Linked DNA regions of Homo sapiens: region 2 is linked to region 1. Evidence: read pairs that join two places in POLR2A ChIA-PET (ENCODE). Cell type or tissue: MCF 10A. All regions are shown on one strand. Links, peaks and the distances in the headings refer to the core of each region. The heading gives the core; the rest is flanking DNA.

Region 1 (10,500 bases), core at 3,959-6,458:
ACCAGGGAGTTGGAGGTTGCAGTAAGCCAAGATGGCACCACTGCACTCCAGCCTGGCAACAGAGCGAGATGCTGTCTCAAAAAAAAAAAAAAAAGAAAAGAAAAAGAAAAAGAAAAAAGGGTCCAAAGAGAGGAAATGGTGCTGGAACAACTGGGCACACACAGGCAAAAAAACAAATCTAAACCACAGGTCTTACATCCTTCGTTCACAAAAATTAACCCAAAAGGAATCACAGACCTAAATGTAATAAAAAACTAGGCCACGCGCATTGGCTCACACCTGTAATCCCAGCACTTTGGGAGGCTGAGGTGGGTGGATCACCTGAGGTCAGGAGTTCAAGACCAGCCTGACCAACATGGTGAAACCCCATCTCTATTAATACAAAAATTTAATCGCAGCACTTGGGGAGACTGAGGTGGGCAGGTCAGGAGTTCAAGACCACCAGCCTGGACAACATGGGGAAACCCCATCTCTACTAAAAATACAAAAATTAGCTGGACATGTTGGCACATGTCTGTAATCCCAGCTACTCAGGAGGCTGAGGCAGGAGAATTGCTTGAACTGGGACCCAGGAGGCGGAAGTTGCAGTGAGCCAAGATCGCGCCACTGCACTCCAGCCTCGGCTACACAGCGAGGCTTCATCTAAAAAAAAAAAAAAAAAAATTAGCCAGGCATGATAGAAGGCACTTGTAATCCCAGCTACTCTGGAGCTGAGGCAGGAGAATCGCTTGAATCCAGGAGGCGGAGGTTGCAATGAGCCAAGATTGTGCCATTGCTCTCCAGCCTGGGCAACAAGAGCAAAACCTCGTCTCAAAAAAAAAAAAAAAAAAAAAAAAAAGAACTAAAAAACTCCTAAAAGGTAATACAGGGGAAACGCTAGAGTTCCTAGGATTGGTAATGATATTTTAGATACAACACCACAGGCATGATCCATGAAATAACTGATAAGCTCAACTTCGTTAAAATTAAAACATTCTGCTCTGTGAAAGACGCTACCAAGAGAATGAAAAGACAAGCCACAGACTGGGAAGAAATATCTGCAAAATATCTAATGAAAGACTGGTAGCCAAAATATATAAAAAACTTAACAGGAAAACAAACAACCCACTTAAAAATGGGCCAAAGACCTTTATAGACACTTCACTAAAGAAGATATACAGATGGCAAACAAGCATATGAAGAGGTAACCCATATTATATGTTATCAGGGAAACGCAAACTAAATGAGATACCACTACCTACCTATCAGAATGGCCAAAATCCAAAACCACTGCTAACACCAAATGCTGGCAAGGCTGTGGAACAGGAACTCATATTCATTGCCGGCAGAAAAGGCAAAATGGTACAGCCACTTTGGAAGACAGTTTAGCAGTCTGTTACAAAATTAAACATACTCAGCCAGGCACAGTGGCTCATGCCTGTAATCCCAGCACTTTGGGAGGCCGAGGCAGGTGGATCACCTGAGGTCAGGAGTTCAAGACCAGCCTGAGCAACATGGTGAAACCCTGTCTCTACTAAAAATACAAAAATTAGCCGGGAGTGGTGGTAGGCGCCTGTAATCCCAGCTACTCGGGAGGCTGAGGCAGGAGAATCACTTGAACCAAGGAGGCAGAGGCTGCAGTGAACCGAAATCATGCCACTGCACTCTAGCCTAGGCGACAGAACAAGACTCTGTCTCAACAACAACAACAAAAATTAACTCTTCCATAGGATCAGCAACAATACTCCTTTGTATTCATCAAAAAAACCTGAAAGCTTATATCTATACAAAATCCTTCCCACAAATGTATATAGGAGTTTTATCCATAACTGTCAAAACTCAGAAGCAATCCAGATGTCTTTCAGCAGGTAAATGGATAAACTATGGTGCATCCAGACAATGGAATATTATTCAGCATTAAAAAGAAATGAGCTATGAAGCCGTGGAAAGACATGGAAGAACATTAAATAATACATATTATTAAGTGAAAGAGGCCAATCTGAAAAGGCATACACATTGTATGATTCCAACTATATGACATTCTGGAAAAGGCAAAACTATGGAGACAGTAAAAAGATTAGTAGTTGTTGTAGGAGGTTGGGGAAAGGAGGGACAAATAGGTGGAGCACAGAATTTTAGCACAGGGAATCTACTCTGTGTGATATCAAACCCACAGAATGCACAACACCAGGAATGAATCTTAATATAAACTATAGACTTTGGGTGACGATGTGTCAATGTAGGTTCATTAATTATAGCAAATGTATCACTCCATGGGGGATGCTGACAATGCCGGAGGCTATGCATGTGTGGGGGCAGAGAGCATATAAGAAATCTCTGTACTATCTGTTCAGTTTTGAGGGGAACCAAAAACTGCTAAAAAAAAAAAATTAATTAAGGTCTTTATAAAAATAGTGAAATAAACTTTTTTCAGACACATACAAACTGAATGAATTCATCATAACAGACCAGTCCTATAAGAAAATGTTAAAGGATGTTCCTTAGATAGAAGGAAACTAACACCAGATGAAATACAGATCTACAAAAAGGAATAAAGACCATCGGAAACAGTAATAATGTGGTACAATTTTTTTTAAACTTTTCTCATTTAAAAAAAAAAAAGTATTTTAAAAAAACCATTGAGGCCAGGCACAGTGCCTCACACCTGCAACCCTAGTGCTTTGGGAGGCTGAAGCAGGAGGATCACTTGAGGCCAGGAGTTCGAGACCAGCCTGGACAATACAGTGAGACTCTGTGTCTACAAAAAATAATAAAAAATTAGCTAGGCATGGTGGCGTGTGCCTGTAGTCCTAGCTACTTGGGAGGATGAGGTGGAAGGATCACTTGACCCTGGGAGCTCAAAGCTGCAGTGAACCATAATGGCACCACTGCACTCCAGCCTAGGCAATAGAGGGAGACCCTGCCTCAAAAAAGATAACAAGTGTTCCAAGAAGGTGGAGAAACTGAAGCCTTCAAACATTGCTAATAAAAATGTAAAATGGTACAGCTTTTGTAGAAAACAGGTTGGCAGTTCCACAAAATATTAAATGTAGATTTACCACATAACCCAGCAATTCCACTCTCAGTATACTGTACTAAGTGCCGTACTTAGCATACCGTATAGTACATACATAGAAATAAAAACATACATCCACACAAAAACTTGTATGTGTTCACAGAAGCATTATTCACAATAGTAAAAAAGTTAATCCAAATGTCCAACAACTGAGTCAATAAACAAAAAGTGGTATATCTGCACAATGGAATATTTAGTGAGAAAAGGGAATGAAGTACCAATACATGTTACAACATGGATCAATCTTTAACACACTCTACTAAGTTAAAGAAACCAATCACAAAAGACCACATATACTGTATGATTCCACTTATATGAAATGTCCAGAATAGGCAAATCTATAGAGACAGAAAGTAGATAAGGGTTGAGGGGTCCTAAGCGGGGAGCAGAGGGAATGGAGAGTGACTGCTAATGGGCATAAGGGGTTTTTTAGCGGGTGACTAAAATGTTCTAAAATTGGTTGTGGTGAAGTACTGGAACTCTATGAATATACTAAAAACCACTGAATTACACACTTCAAGTGGGTGAATTGTACAGCGTGTGAATTATATCTCAATGAAACTGTTTTAAAGCCAATGCTAGCTAACAGAAAGCTGGAGTGACTGTATTGTAATGTCAGACAAGTTGGTTCAAGATAAATAATATATCAGAAAGTAGGTAATTTCATAATGATCAAGGAGTCAATTCATCAAGAAGATGTAAGAACTCTAAACATTTATATATCTATTCAACTAGGAACAGAAGAGAACTTCCTTAACGTCATATGACATTTTGGGCTCAATGAAATTTTTTTTTAAGGTTTTAAAGAAACTCTCCTAAAAAAGTTTTTCTTTAGCATACTGTATAAGAACATACATAGAAATAAAAACTTTTTAAAAAGAGAGAGAACTTCCTTAATCTCATAAAATACACACATGCATCACTTAACAAGAGTCTGAGAAATACATCACACGACTTCATCATCATGTGAACATCACAGATTGTAGTTACACAAACCTAGATGGAATAGCTACTACACGCCTAGGCGATATGATATGCCCTATTGCTCCTAGGCTACAAACTTGTACAGCACGTTACTGTACTGAACACTGGAGGCGATTTTAACCCAAAGGTAAAAATTTGCATATCAAAACATAGAAAAGGTACAGTAAAAATATGGTAATTATAATCTTATGGGACCACATCATATATGTGCTCCATAGCTGATGGAAACATAGTTATATAGTACATGACTATATATGAAAAACCTGTCATTAACATCACAGGTAATGAAAGACCCACTACTTTTCATCTAAGGTCAGAAATAAAACAGATAGGTCTGTTTTTATTATTTTCATTCAACACTGCACCATTAAGTTCTAGTCAGTACAACCAAACAAGTTAAAGAAATAAAAGTCATCCAGATAAGAATGGAAAATAAGGAAACTTTTATCTGTAGATGACATGATTGCCTATGTAAAAAACCCAATGGAATCTATAACAAAGGGACTAGAACTAACAAGTGAGTTCAGCAAGCTTTAGGAGATCAATATACAAAATTAAATTGCATTTCTACATATTAACAATGAACAACTGAAATCTAAAAAATAACAATTACAACAGCATCAATAAAAATGAAATACTTAGGGAAAAATCTGACAAAAGATAAAAATCTGTAAGACCTATACACCAAAAACTACAAATTGCTAAGAGAATGTAAAGATGACCTAACCCCCGCAGCAGGTCTCAGTAGCTGGTAGAGACTGGGGAGGACGGGATGGGACGGGATGGGACGGGACAGGACAGCAATAGCTAGGCAGCCTAGCTTCACCAAGGCTCTCGCGCCTCTCCACCACCAAAATATCAAAGAGGAAGGAAGGTCAGCTCAGCTGAAGGGATAGTGAAGGAAGAGCCCAGGTGGAGACCCAGCACAGTTCTCAGCTAACTCTGCTCCTACAAAAGTGGACAGGAAACCAAAAAAGGCAGCAGGAAAGGATACATCTTCAGACAAAACAAAAGTGAAAAGGAAAGCAGAGAAAATACATCGCAGTGGCAAACCAAGAAACTAAAGATTTACCTACCTACAGAAAACAGAGAAACTAAACTGAGAAAGCCAGAGGAAAAAAAAGCCAAGTGTGATTAATATCACATACCTTGTCTTATGAGTCATTCCTGTTTCCCTTCTTGTACTATCCACAGGAATTTTCTGGTTTTTTCATTGTTGTTGTTTTGTTTTGTTTTTTTTAAATTGGAGTTTCACTCTTGTTGCCGAGGCTGGAGTACAACGGTATGGTCTAGGCTCACTACAACCTCCACCTCCCAGGTTCAAGCAATCCTTCTGCTTCAGCCTCACAAGTAGCTGGGATTACAGGCGCCCACTACCACACCTGGCTAATTTTTGTATTTTTAGTAGAAACGGGGCTTCAACATATTGGCCAGGCTGGTCTTGAACTCCTGACCTCAGCTGATCCACCCGCCTCAGCCTCCCAAAGTGCTGGGATTACAGGTGTGAGCCACCGTGCCCAGCCTAGAGGAATATTTTCATAAACTATTTTGTAAATATAAGTTTTCTAGTAGCTCTAGAAACATTTTTAAAAGGAGGGAATCCCACCTCATCCCATTTTTTAAGTGTAAATGCTTTTCTTAAGAGGTGAAATCATTTGCTGGTTGTTTATTTTTTGGTACAACCAGAAAATAGTGTGGGATACTGAATTATGGGAGGCTCTGACATTCCATAGATGAGGGATTAGTTTTTATATCCTACAATACAAAGTATACAAAATGGCAATATGGAATCACAGTCCTGCATTTAATGTCTTGAATATTTTAAATTACTTCTATTCCTATGTTATTTTTTAGCAGAATTGTTTCCTAAAGAAAACCACTCCTTGATCATGGCTCTCCCTATCAGAATTGTGCATACTCTGTAAAATCTTCAGTCATGGTAGTGCTGTTTTCCTAATAACTTTGTTAATGTACTGCAAAAGATTGAAAATTTGAATATGTAGTATATATGCTATTAAACTGTGAATTGGTGGGATGTATGCAGTAACTTAACATTTTAAGATACTGGTACTGGACAGCCTCTTAAAAATTTGCCTCCAGATTTTAAGCTGGAAACTCACTGGAATAACTGTTTAAAAAAGAATTACAATACACAGCTTTTTAGATTTTTAGTACATAAGAACTGTGTACAAACTGAAATGTCTGTATACTAATCCTCAACACAACCAATAAAATCTCAATTATAAAAAATAAACATGACCGGGCACAGTGGCTCACGCCTGTAATTCCAGCACTTTGGGAGGCCGAGGCAGGCAGATCACCTAAGACCAGCCTGGCCAATATGGTGAAACCTCATCTCTACTAAAAATTCAAAAATTAGCTGGCATGGTGGTGGGCGCCTATAATCCCAGCTGCTTGAGAGGCTGAAGCAGAATTGTTTGAGCAAGGGAAGCAGAAGTTGCAGTGAGCTGAGATCACACCACTGCACTCCAGCCTGGGAGACAGAGTGAGACTCCGTCTCAAAAAAAAATAATAATAAAAAAAATAAATAAAATAAAGGAAAGCAAAGGAAAGGAAGAAAGAAAGATGACATAAATAAATGAAGATACTGTGCTCATGGGTCAGAGGACTCAAGATTGTTAACAGTATCAATTCTCCAAACTGATTTATAGATTCAACATAATCCCAATCAAATTCCCAGCAGGCTTTCATGTACAAACTGAATAGCTGATTCTAAAGTTCATATAAATGTGAAGGACCTACAATAACCAAAACAACGTTTTACTTTTTTTAAGGGATGAGATCTCGCTTTGACGCCCAGGCTGGAGTGCAGGGGCACAATCATACCTCATTGCTGCCTCGAATTTCTGGGCTCAAGCAATCCTTCTACCTCGGCCTCTTGAGTATCTGGGACTATAGGTGCATGCTAATTAGTTTTGTTGTTGTTGCTGTTGTTGTTGTTTTGTTCTTTCTGTAGAGATGGTGTCTCGCCACCTTACCCAGGCTGGTCTCAAACTCCTGTGCTTAAGCAATCTTCCCGCCTCGGCCTCCCAAAGTGCTGAGATTACAGGCATGAGTCACTGCACCCAGACCAAAACAATTTTGAAAAAGAAAAAGTTGGAGCTCTAACACTACCTGATTTGAAACTAATCTTAAGGCTACAGTTACCAGCCAGCATGGTATTTAAGCTAGATAAATAGACCAATAGAACAAAGTAGAGGTCCAGAAACAGACCTATACAGATATGGTCAACGGTAAGTGTTTCCAAGGAAATTCAATGGGGGAAATAATCTTTACAATAAATGGCACCTGAACGACTGGATAGCCATATGCCAAAAAAAAAAAAAAGAACCCTTAACATGTACCTCACATCAGATATACATGCTTGTTCTTTAAAATGTTACTTTTGTAAATGAAAAGGCAAGCCACTGACTGGGAGAAAATATGTGTAAAACACGTATCTAGCAAAAGACATATCTAGAAGACAATCGACTCAGTTAAAAAATTTAACTGGAAAGGAATTTTTTTTTTAACAGACTTCACTAAAGTAGATACACAGCAAATAAGCCGATGAAAAGATGCTCACTGGTGATCTATCGTATAGCATAGTGACTACAGTTAATAATAATGTATTACATAAGTCAAAATTGCTGAAAGAGTGAATATTAAATGTTCGCACCACAAAGAAGTATATAAGATGATAAATATACATAATTATTATTTGCCAATTAAAAATAAACTTTTTTAAAAAAGAAAAGATGCTTACAACTTTATTTATTAGGTGAATGAAAACTGAAACCATCATGGAGTACTTCTACATACTCCTCAGAATAGCTGAAATAGAAAAGACTGACCATACCAAATGTTAACAATGATGTGCAGCAACTCAAACTCTTGTACACTGCTCATGGGAAGGTAAAATAGTACAACCTATTTTGGCAAACAGTTGACAGCTCCTAAGTATACACCAGCTATACAACCCAGCCATATCACTTCTAGACACTTACCTGAGGGAAAAGAAAAGTTATATCCACACAAAAAGCTGTCCACGAGTGTTCCTAACAATTTTATTTGTAATCACCAAAAACTGGAAATAATCCAAATTTCCATCAACAAGTGAATGGATAAACCAGTTGTTGTTTATCCATACAAAAGAATACTATTCAATTATAAAATGGAATGAACAATTCATACACAAAACAATAAGTGAATACCAAAATGATTAAACTGTGTGAAACTAGAAAGAAAAAGAATACACGTTGCATAATTCCATTTATGGTAACTAATCAGTAGTAACAGAAAATAGATCAGAGGAAAGAGGTAGAGAAAAATGTACTAAAAAGGTGCACTAGGAAACCTCTGGGTGAGATGAATATGTTCACAACTTAACTATGGTGATGGTTTTCACAGACTGTCAACCAGACTGTCATAAACCTATTTTTGAAAGTATCTATGTTAAAGTCTGTGCATTCTTTTTTTTTTTTGAGACGGAGTCTCGCTCTGTCGCCCAGGCTGGAGTGCAGTGGCGCGATCTCAGCTCACTGCAAGCTCCACCTCCCAGGTTCACGCCATTCTCCTGCCTCAGCCTCCCAAGTAGCTGGGACTACAGGCACCGCCACCACGCCCGGCTAATTTTTTATATTTTTAGTAGAGTCGGGGTTTCACCAATGTTAGCCAGGATGGTCTTGATCTCCTGACCTCGTGATCCGCCCGCCTCAGCCTCCCAAAGTGCTGGGATTACAATTCTGTACATTCTTAATGATATTAAAGCACACACTATTTCATCCCTTTGGAGGATGCTAAGAAACCAACTCATTATTCTGAAAACAAATACAGGAAGAGAATCAAGCATTTCTCTGTCCTGTGTGAACTGTAGCTAAGGGAAAGGTCTTCTTTTGAGTGACCTTCCAGCGAATAAAAGCAGAAGGAATGATCACTGTAACCTCTATAAAAGTAATGGATCTAGGCAGGGACCATCAAAGACTGCTAAAACTTGAGGTAAAAAGCTGTCGGGCCTCTTTATAATGACAGATCAGGCTGACAAAACCAGAATGTAAGGATTAGTCAAGTAACCAAATTAAAAAATAGGCAAAACACCAGACATTTCTCCAAAGACATACAAATGCCAACAAGCATATGAAAAGATGCTCAACATCACTTATCATTAGACAAATGGAAATCAAAACTACCATAAAATAAAACGTGTACCCACTATGAAAAACAGTAGGGAGGCTCTTGAAATATTAAAAATGAAATTATCATTATGATCTAGACATCCCACTTACGTGTATATGTCCAAAAGAATTCAAAACAGAATATCAAAAGAGATATTTGCACTCTCATGCTCATTGCAGCATTATTCACATGGGCCAGGAGGTGGAAGCAGCCCAAATGTCCATCAACAGATGAATAAGGAAAATGTGGTAATACATACAATGGAATATTATTCAGCCTTAAAGAAAAAGGGATCCTGTCACAAGCTACAATACAGATGAACCTTGAAGTCATTATGCTGAGTGAAATAAGTCAGTTACAAGAGGACAAATATTGTACGAGTCTACTTATATGAGATATCTAGAGAAATCAAAATCATGGAAACAGAAAGTAGAATGCCAGTTATCAGAAGCTGGGAAAGGAGAAATGAGGAATACTTGTTTAATGTGGCATAGAATTTCAATTCTGCAAGATGAAAAAGTTCTAGATATATGTTATATAACAATGTGAATATTGTTAACACTACTGAACTGTACACTTAAAAATGAGTAAGAGGAAAAATTTTTTCACCAATTATTAATAAAAATTTTTTAAAACAGTTAAGAGACAGCACCAAATACAATGTATGACTTAGTTTCTGACTCTAAGAAACAAACATAAGATTTTGTGACAATGTAGAAAATCTGAATGTTGACTAGATGCTTAATATTAAAAAACTAACTTTTTAAAGTATGATAACACTATTCTGAATGACCTTCCAGCTAATAAAAGCAGAAGAAATGATCCCCGTAACTCCTATAAAAGTAATGGATCTAGGAAGGGACCATGGAAGACTGCTAAAATTTGAGGTGAAAAGCTGACTGCGCTCTTTGATGATTTTTAAGTTTAAAAATCTTTATCCGGGACTGGGCACAGTGGCTCACTCCTGTAATGCCAGCACTTTGGGAAGCCAAGGCAGGAGGATTGCTTGAGGCCAGGAGTTTGAGACCAGCCTGGGCAACATAGTGAGACCCCATCTCTACAAGAAAATTTTTTAATCAGCCAGATGTAGTGGTGCGTGCCTGCAGCCTCAGCTACCAGGGAGGCTGAGGTGAATCACTTTGAGTCTGGGAGGTTGAGGCTATAGTGAGTTGTAATCACACCACTACACTCTAGCCTGCATGGGCAACAGAATGAGACTCTGTCTCCAGAAAAGAAAAAAAGAATCTTTATTCTGTAGAGATACATATTGAAGTATTTACAGATAA
Region 2 (9,763 bases), core at 4,021-6,520, 51 kb after region 1:
GTGGAACACCTGAGGTCAGAAGCCTGGCCAACATGATGATACCCCGTCTCTACTAAAAATACAAAAATTTAGCCAGGTGTGGTGGCAGGCACCTGCAATCCCAGCTACTCAGGAGGCTGAGGCAGGAGAATCACTTGAACCCAGGAGTCGGAGGTTGTAGTGAGCCAAGATCGCACCACTGCACTCCAACCTGGGCAATAAGAGCGAAACTCTTAAAAAAAAAAAAAAAAAAAAAAAAGAACCATTAGTGTTCATAGAGAAGTTAATGGTTTTCAAAGTATTGCACATTGATTAGATTAAATTATCTGTGATTTGGGTAGTAACTCCACGTAAAAGACAAAGATCTGAGATTCAAAGAACTTAGATTCAAGTCAGTATTATCAACTAAGTAGCTGACAGAGCATAACAAAAGGAAGGTTCTGTTTCCCTTAGAACATTGTCTGACTTCGGCCGGGCGCGGTGGCTCACGCCTGTAATCCCAGCACTTTGGTAGGCCGAGGCGGGCTGATCACGAGGTCAGGAGATGGACACCATCCTGGCTAACACGGTGAAACCCCGTCTCTACTAAAAAAAATACAAAAAAATTAGCCGGGCGCAGTTGGGGGCGCCTGTAGTCCCAGCTACTCCGGGGGCTGAGGCAGGAGAATGGCATGAACCCGGGAGGCGGAGCTTGCAGTGAGCCGAGGTTGCGCCACTGCACTCCAGCCTGGGCAACACAGCGAGACTCCGTCCCAAAAAAAAAAAAAAAAAAGAACATTGTCTGACTTCTACATGCTACAAATAGGGATATTTCCAGAACTCTCAAGAAGATGGTTTGAAAATAGCATCTAATAAGAGAAGACGGAGTGCCTCCTAACCTCATGAACAGCATTACAAGAAAAATATGTCATCTGGGCCCGGTGGTACACACCTGTAATCCCAGCACTTTGGGAGGCCAAAGTGGGTGGATCGCTTAAGCCCAGTATGGGCAACATGGCAAAACCCTATCCCCACAAAGAATACAAAAATTAACCAGGCATGGTGGTGCACACCTGTAATCATAGCTACTCAGGAGGCTGAGGTGGGAGGACTGATTGAACTCAGGAGGTTGAGGTTGCAGTGAGCTGTGATCGTGCCACTGCACTCCAACCTGGGTGACAAAGCAAGGCCCTGTCTCAAAAAAAAAAAAAAAAAAAAAGGAAAGAAAAAGAAAAATATGTCAAGGGGAATGTGGAGTATATAAAATGACAGTGTGCATACTTCATTGTTTAGGAAAAGCACTCCTGGATTTGGAAGGACAGAGGCATTCTAGTCACCAGGAGGGTATTGTGTACTCTCCATGGGTTGGCACAATACCTCATGAAGAATCTCCACGTGCATGTTATCTAGGTCCATGCTCACCGGGCAACTTTCCACCCATCAAGCACTCTGGGGACTGTGATACTAAGGAAGATATGCCCTATTCCCACCACTAGAAATGAGTACTCTCCATTCTGACACATTGCCTGTGATCTGTATTATCTTCTTTGGGGTATTAAAAACACTCAGGAGGCTGAGGGCCAAATTCTGGATCTCGAAGTAATCCCTGTTCACTGCCCTTTCTGACCTCACTTAGAGGGAAAAAAATTATACCTTCTTTGATGCCATATTATCCTTCCTTCCTTTCCTTTTTTCATTTCTTCCCTCTCTTTCTTTATGTGGGATGTAACCAAACACTTTTAGGCTCAAGAGCAGAACTAAACAACAGAAACGTACTATGAGTCACACATGTCGTTTAAAACTTCCAGGCTGAGTGGCTCATGTCTGTAATCCCAGCACTTTGGGAGGCCAAGGCAGGAGGATTGGTGGAGGTCAGGAGTTTGAGACTAGCCTGGGCAACACAGTGAGACCCAATCTCTACCAAAAATAAAAAAATTAGTCAGGTATTGTGCCACTCACCTGGATTCCCAGCTACTCTAGTAGCCACATTTTAAAACATTTTTTTAAAAAAGGTGAAATTAACATTTTTATTTAAGCCATTCAAGATGTTATTTTAACATGTAATCTATATTTTGAAAAGTATTAGATATTTTACATTCTTTTGTAGTAGGTCTTTGAAATCCGGTGTGTATTTTATACTTACAGCATCTTTCAATTTAGACCGGCCACATTTCAAGTGCTCAATAGCCGCATGTAGCTAGCGGCTACAATATTGAACAGTGCAGCTCTGGAAATTTAAAAGTGAGTAAGATATGATCCCTATTCTCAACATTTCACAAAGGGAAGTCTCATCATGTAAACAGATAAAATATAGTACAATTTATGTGGCAAGGTAATATTTTGAGATAAAAATCAAAGATTTTCTTTCCCGGGAGTTTCTTCTTGCTCTTTGTTCTTCCACCTATTGAGTCCTTGCTACTTCTTATTAAGGGCGAAAAGGATAAAGATGAGAACAAAGTCTATATATAAATATATGTATAGTTTTTTGAGAACTGCCTGCTGGGTGCAGTGGCTCACATCTGTAATCCCAGCACTTCGGGAGGCCGAGGCGGGTGGATCACGAGGTCAGGAGTTCGAGACCAGCCTGGCCAACATGGTGAAACCCCGTATAACTGTATGTATATAATTGTATGTATCTATATGTTTGTGTTTACAAGTACATATATATATATGTAATTATTTTTAATTCACAGAAGAGAGTATGGTCTTGAAATTCTGGCTTTCAGAGTTAGCTTTTCTGAGAGGAAAAGGGCTTTTTGAACCAAAAGCTAAAAACCAGAAGGATTCAGAGCATGGGTTGTTTTTTTTTATTATTTTATTTTGTTTACCATAAATGACAGAGCAGAGAGTAATACAAAATATTCTAAGAACATTTTTCTCATTTCAAGACAAATGAAAGTTCTTTCTTCCAGCTGGTGGGAAAAGAAGTATCAGAAGTGATGTGACTAGAGCTCTTGGGGGAGCTTGGGAAAGGGCTCCCTTCACTACCCCCACTCCCTTGAGAGCCCTGGGAGTCAAGAGGGGGCAGAACAATGGAAATCTCGGAATAAGAACAATTGGAGGGACTCACAGAGCAGACAGGACCCTGGCCTGACTCTGGTGGGTGCAGTCCCTCATCCAGCTTCATCACCTGAGTGGAGAGTGGCAATGGCTGGAGAAGTCTCTGGAGCAGGTGAGGACCACTACCCAAGACCCTGCATTCAGCTTGGAGGATGAACATGCTCAAAAATTTCCTGTGTGGCAGGAGGAACACAGACATGGCCTGGAAAGGAATTTCTTCAGCATGGAAAAGACATAGAGTGGCCTGTGCAGACACTACCTGAGTGTGAAAGGCACAGGAGACTGCTAATGACCAAAGCTCAGGTGGTTTATCAAGCAGAGGACAATGGGAGCCATAAGCCAGACAACCCTCCCCACAATGCCTCTCCCAGCATAGACAAAAGAGGAGAAAAGGGGCAAACATTGCAGGAACTGAGTTTCAATCTTGAAGGGACTATGAAAACTCTGAAAATGACTGAGTTCACCTTGAACTGTCAAGATTCAAATTTTCCACATCTGTGGTCATGGGGAACGTGAGAGTTGGGTAAAGTTCCATTATAGAGCCATAAAGGAAATGAGTTCTATGCCTGAGTTTTGTAGGACTACAGATTTTAGTACTTATTAAAGTTATAGATGTCATAACAAAGGAATGGAGGTATGCAGGAGCACAGAGGAGGAAGATACTTACTAGGCCTGTAGGCCTGCAGGAAAGATGCCAACCAGGAGATGCCATTTGTACTATGTCTTAAAGAATAGGGGTTTGTAGCACTGAAAAGGGCAAGGAGGGAAGTCATTCCACAGACAACGGGATAGAGGCATGAAAGTAAACAGCATGTTTAGGGAACTCTAAAAAGTTAATGGCTGCAGTCTTGAGGAACATAGTGGGTGATGACTGCTGAAATAATGTGGGAGCTAGGGCCTTATATTCTCTGCTAAGGAGTTTGGGCTTTTATCCCGTAGGCAACTGGGAATACAGATATTAAGCAAGAATGTAATTTTTAGCGTGATAATTCTGGTGGTAAAGGATAGATTAGGTAGGGGTGTGTTTTGTGGCAAGGAGAGGACCTAGTAATAGTCTAGGTCTGAAGGAAGATTAACTAAGGCAGTAGGAATAGAGAGGTGAAACTGGGCTGAGATCTTCATGAGAGTGAATCACTAGGACTGGGTGAATGCCTGGGTATAAGGGTGAGGGAAAAGGAGGAATGGAGGATGATAATGTTTCAGCCTTAGGAAACCTGGTAGGTAGATGGTGATGATACTAACCAGGTTAGGGAGAATCAGCAAACAAAGGGCATATTTCTTAGGGAAAATCATGACCAAGAAAAGGGATCAATTTGAGTTACCTATGGGACATCTGGGTAAAGATGTCAAAAAGAGAGTGAGACATATGAACCTGCAGGTCAGGAGAGAGGTAGGGAGTTAAGAGTTAGAAATTCCTAAGTCGTCATCATTGAGGTAGGAGTTGAGGCCATGGGAACAGGTGCCATCACCAAGGGGGACATCGTAGAGGAAAAAAGAGAGAAGATAAAGAATGGGCAACAGGTGAACTCGTGAGATTATAAATTGTAAGGGCAAGAACTCTATGGTTTTTTATTTACACTCTATTTCTAGTACCCCTAGCACAGGGCCTGATTCATAGAATGTGCTTAATAAATACCTGTGGAACAAATGAATCAACCCAGTAAGAAACTGCATGTGTAGATGCCTTCTTGCTGCACTCAACCAAGTCCTACAAGCAAGAGATTTATTCAGAACTGGTTGGAATGCAAACATAAATAGAAAAAAGAAAATAAAGGTTTGTTAACAGAAGTTCTGTCTCCTTTGCCTGTGGGTGGCCATCTAAATTGACTGAGAGTCCTATAATTTGGAATATTGCACGGCTGAAAAAGCTAAGAGCTTTTGTACTCCAAATAACAACAGCTTCAGTGGTAGCAAGATTGGTGTCTCCTGGGCTTGTCTGGCACCTTCTGTTAAGAGTTCTCTCTAGCCTACAGAGATGAGTCAATTGGTGCAGGTCACATTATGAGTCATGTCTGAATTGCCTCAAGGCAGTGGCTGTTAAGCTAAGGGATAGGGAGAAGGGCAGAGCACACAGACAGCAGGTAAGAGACCAAAATCTTGAGTTGAAAGACTATATGGAGACAAGATCTGTGGTTAGGTTATAAAGACATAAACTTAACCAGAAGAAATTAGGCCTCGTGCCCACTGAATTTTTAAAGGAACTGTATTGCTGAAGAAACCACAAGCCTGGTTGCAACAGCCTGAGCACATTCTAGCCTGTGAGAAAATCCATGGCTCCCTGATAGGCAATGAACCTGGAAATAGCCAAGGGCCACAATATATAAGGAAGATTTTCCCAGAGTGCAAAATAAAGGTTTTACAACATGGAATAGGGAGTCCTCTCTATACCTGTTCGGCAGCATGTAGATAAGTGGTGTGAGCCAGTGGCTGTTGTGTGTTTTGCTTCTCCCCTTTCAACATGAGAGTTTTCATTGCAGTTTTCCCGCTCCTTTTTATATCACTATATAATGAGTATGTTGGGGGCAGTATCTTGCCTTTAAGCTTTAAGAGAGAACTGCCTGCTGGGCATGGTGGCTCATACCTGTAAGCCCAACACTTTGGGAGGCTGAGGTGGACGGATCACGAGTAGCTGGAGATCAGCCTGGCCAACATGATGAAACCTCGTCTCTACTAAAAAAAATACAAAAATTAACTGCACGTGGTGGCACATGCCTGTAATCCCAGCTACCTGGGAGGCTGAGGCAGGAGAACTGTTTGAATCTCGGAGGCGGAGGTTGCAGTGAGCCAAGATGGTGCCACTGCACTCCAGCCTGAGTGACAGAGCAAGACTCCGTCTCAGAAAAATAAATAAATAAATAAAGAGAGAACTGCCTGAACTTGAGCTGATGATGAGTCTGGCTAAGACCTTGGGACCATATTCCTTGGGAGGATAGTGGGTGTCTTAGATGTTTTAGTAAGAAAGATGTGTATAGATGTTGGGTAGGCAAGTAGCAGAGTCTGTCACAGGACTGAAAAGAGAATACTCACTAGATTTGGAAAGTAAGAGCACAGCGATGATCTTAATGAAAGTAATTTAAGTAGAAGTAGTGGGTGGGGATTGCAGAGAAGCCAGCTTTAGGAGCAAATGGAAATTATAGATTTTTTAAGACTTTGCTAATGAAGGGACTATACTGATCATCACTTTCCTGATTGCCCCAAAAGGCTTCTTGGTAGGGATTCATTTCTCTATTTTTATCCCCAGTAATTGTCTATGTTCAACATTTACCCCAAGTTTTGCCTATGTTCTCTCCAGAACAAAGAAAAGATGATTTCTAGAGCCTTTGCATCCTAGAAACCAAGTCTATTGGAATTGACTCCTCAGCAAGGATCATGCTACATATGTTGAAAGATAAAGATCAAGAGCCACATATTTAATAGACCAAGCAAAATCAAGCCACCCCGCTAAGTATCTCTCCATAATTTTTACTAAATTTCTTTTCCTCTTTTGGAGAGAACTAAAGCCAGAAATCTTCATTAGTGACTGAGGAGTAGAGGGGGCAATATAAGAATTATATATGCAATGTTTTTGTACATCTGAAAAGAGACATGGGAGTTACACATAGAACTCCTATGGATGAAGAGGATCTTAAGATGTTATGCACTTCACCTGCCAAATGATACCTAATTCATTCACTAGCAGGCTATAGGAAACAAAGGGATGAAAGAGAAAAGACCAACTTTCTTAAATTTGGGAAAATGCCCTTTTAATTAAGGGATGAGGACGGTTCAGTGCTGTTGGTAATAATTTTGTTGAGATAAGTAAGGCAAAAAAAAAAAAAAAAAGCCTCAACGTGTTCTCTGCGGATAGGACACAGAAACACATAAAGGAGAAAAACAGTGAACCGTAGTTCTTACTGCTCACACTTTTCATCAATGTAAAATGCATCAGCAACAAAAGATACGAAGGAAAAGTAAAAAATACCACTCTTTCCAAAATACTTTGTGACCTGGGTCATCATTTGTGACCTCTAAATCACAGTCACAAATGATCCCTTCCCCACAACAACAAATGCTATCAGTGGAAGAATCTACTGATGTCAGCTCACCAAATTCCACAGAGTAGCCCCAATGATGAGGCATTGACACCTACCGCAAGGTGTCGAGTACATTCTTTGAAAGCCAACTCTGCATACCACATTGCAGAACTGGTATGGGACTTGCTGAAACAGCCTATGGCTCACAGGTTGCCTGTGCAGTTTTTCTTCCATCATTTTCTTCTTTCTTTGAAAGGCAGCCATAAGGACCTCATTGTCTATCTTCTCCACCTAGAACCATAGAAAAGAAAGACTGAAAAAGAGGCTAGAGAACCGCTCTTTAAATTGCCTGCTATACTGCTTCAAAAATAAAGGAGCTTATGTGCATAATACTACTTTGCATGCAATTCGCTTTTCATAGAAAGTTGCAAAAGAGTCTCTCCTCCCTCTAATCCTCTCCTATTTTGATTCGTTCTTCAAAATTCCCTGCCCCTTCTCTAATAAATTCCTTTAACAAAAATTCACTGACCTAGACATAGTCTCTGCCCTCTTAAGCTCATAGTTTAGTGAGATAGAAAAATAGGTAAACAATTATAACACAGTGTGATAAATGCTATTCCACTTCTTTTATTTTGCTCAAAGACGGGCTTCCTGGATCTGGAATCCTTGCTTCTGTGTGTCCTGATGTCATTCCTACCTCCCGATTCCAACTATATCCCTCGTGCCTGCCCTGCCCTGCTCTCTTTTCAGTCTTACTGACCTAGGATTCCAAGTCCATGAGCAGCCAGCTTAGAATCATCAGCAGGTGAGCTTTTCCTTTGGCTACAGAAACAAGTTAATTAACAACAAAATGAGCCAAATCTTCCCCTTTGTTAGGTATACCTTTAGAACCTGCAAACCACATTTTTCAAACTGTTTCTTTTGATCTAGAAGCTCTTGAGTTGGAGGCACAGGACATTTCAGAAATATGATATTTTCTTTCATTTCGTCTTGGGTTTTTTGTTGCTGAATAGTCCACTGTCCTAAAAATGAGTAACACAAAAACTTTACTTCAATGCTCTGAGAGAGGAGAAAAGAAATTTAATGAAACAAATTCTAGAAATTTAGAGGAAGGGATTAGCCAGTTTAAATTGTGTGCCTCATGTGTTTAGGACATGCGAGGAGAGCTATAATACTACGAGCGGTCAGGATAAAATAAAGGGGTAATAAATTTGTCTTTGGATGATTTGAATCATGAGGCTAAGGGGATGTGAGTAAAAGGAGCATAATATATACTTGCTTCTCCACAATCAATGCTGTAATGATGAGAAATAATTGTGTTGCTCATAGGAAATGTTTTTATTTCTAGCCCCAATGCCTATCAGCAAAAACAGACAGGCATTAGAAAATATTAAGTAAGGAATGATGGGAAATGACATGACATTTGTAAAACACTTCAAAATTTTCAGTTTCCTTCCTTATTTGATCATTATAGCACCACCACGTAATAATTAACACAATTTTACAAATAAAGAAATTGAAGTTCAAATAAGTAACTTGCCCCATATCACACACCTAGTAAGTAAAGAACTAAGATTACAAACCTGGCTTTCACCAATGCTTTTTGTAAGTGACAAGGCAAAATACTTGGAACATGTATCACTCATATACCACCCAATGAAGAAGAGCAAAATTTGGAGATTAAGAGTCTATGATGTCTTGTTTTTCCTCCCTTCCTCCTTTCTCCTCCTCCCATTTCCCTCCCTCCCTCTCCTTCCTTCCTTACTTCCTTCTTTCCTTCCTTCCTTCCTCCTTCCTTCCTTTTTTTCCTCCCATCCTTGTTTTCAACCTGTTTTTGTCCAAGGGAGCTCCTTACTGGACTAAATATACAGGTGGACAAATGAAAACCAAAAAAGACTTGTTTTCTCTTGGTTTACTTTTAGTTTGACTTAAGACCAAGTATACTAAAATGACCTAATCCCTGGTTCATTATCTAATTGAATGGGCTCAATTTAACCACAAAAAGCAGGTGACGAATTGAGGGGAACTCACTAGAGAGCCAAGTTGTAAATCTGAGAAAGTAGGAGGGACAAAACTCCATAGCAGAGGAGTTGCAAAGCCCAGAAACTACAACAGAAGACTGTAAATTAACTTTGGGGAGCAATAGCTCATATTTATAAGGTGTAATATTAGAGTTCAGTTTACTTGAGTTCAACAAACATTTGCCAAGCTCCTCCTACATGTCAGGCACTGGGCTGGGCACTGGGGACCCAAAGATCACAAACTTCTGCCGTTGGAAATGCCTACCAGGAAGGATTAAGAGTGGCATAAAAGAGAGGCCATGCCTAACTTTGATTTAAAAAATAAAATTATTGTTCTGATGGATATTTGATATTCCTTATAATGATAACTCATCTCAAAATTATCCATTTTGTTAATGAAGATCTTAATCTGATTAAGACAGGGCAGGTTTGCCTGAACCTCTAAGGCTTCTATGGAATAATATGCTTAGTCCTCAACTACCAAAAGTGCCATCGTGCGGCAGAGCAAGAGACTTATATGACTCAAAATTGTCAATAGCTGGGAGCATTGGCCCACCTTATGATTTCAGTTAATTTAAAGCAATGCCACACACACACACACACACACACACACACACACACTCTAACAAAATAATGCCACAAGTTTTATAGGAGATCCATGTTTCTTTGTATCCTGTTCCCCTAAGCTGGCACTGGTGTCAGTTTCAATAC

Evidence for each region. Peaks named below come from ENCODE experiments on the same cell type or tissue, not always from the same donor. Only the 100,000 strongest peaks of a DNase experiment are listed, where the experiment ranks them.
Region 2: POLR2A ChIA-PET joins it to region 1 with 7 read pairs; 4 of 35 experiments call an interaction of 5 or more read pairs at or near these places.

Annotation. Positions count from the first base shown.
Region 1 is chr3:122,478,083-122,488,582 of GRCh38, forward strand. The region is part of intron 2 of KPNA1 (karyopherin subunit alpha 1); the gene reads right to left. Among named protein-coding and RNA genes, the nearest start is that of KPNA1, 32 kb to the right of the region's middle. RefSeq lists enhancers at 3,397-3,446, 5,090-5,149. In MCF 10A, for the core only: no CTCF peak of the experiment used is centred there; a DNase peak (open chromatin) is centred at 5,219.
Region 2 is chr3:122,529,021-122,538,783 of GRCh38, forward strand. It overlaps PARP9 (poly(ADP-ribose) polymerase family member 9), which reads right to left. Exons shown (of 11, transcript NM_001146105.2): 9 at 7,914-8,053; 10 at 7,148-7,322. It overlaps LOC105374071 (a long non-coding RNA gene), which reads left to right. Exons shown (of 5, transcript XR_001740869.2): 4 at 2,104-2,199. Among named protein-coding and RNA genes, the nearest start is that of KPNA1, 19 kb to the left of the region's middle. RefSeq lists a silencer at 4,862-5,156. In MCF 10A, for the core only: no CTCF peak of the experiment used is centred there; a DNase peak (open chromatin) is centred at 5,041.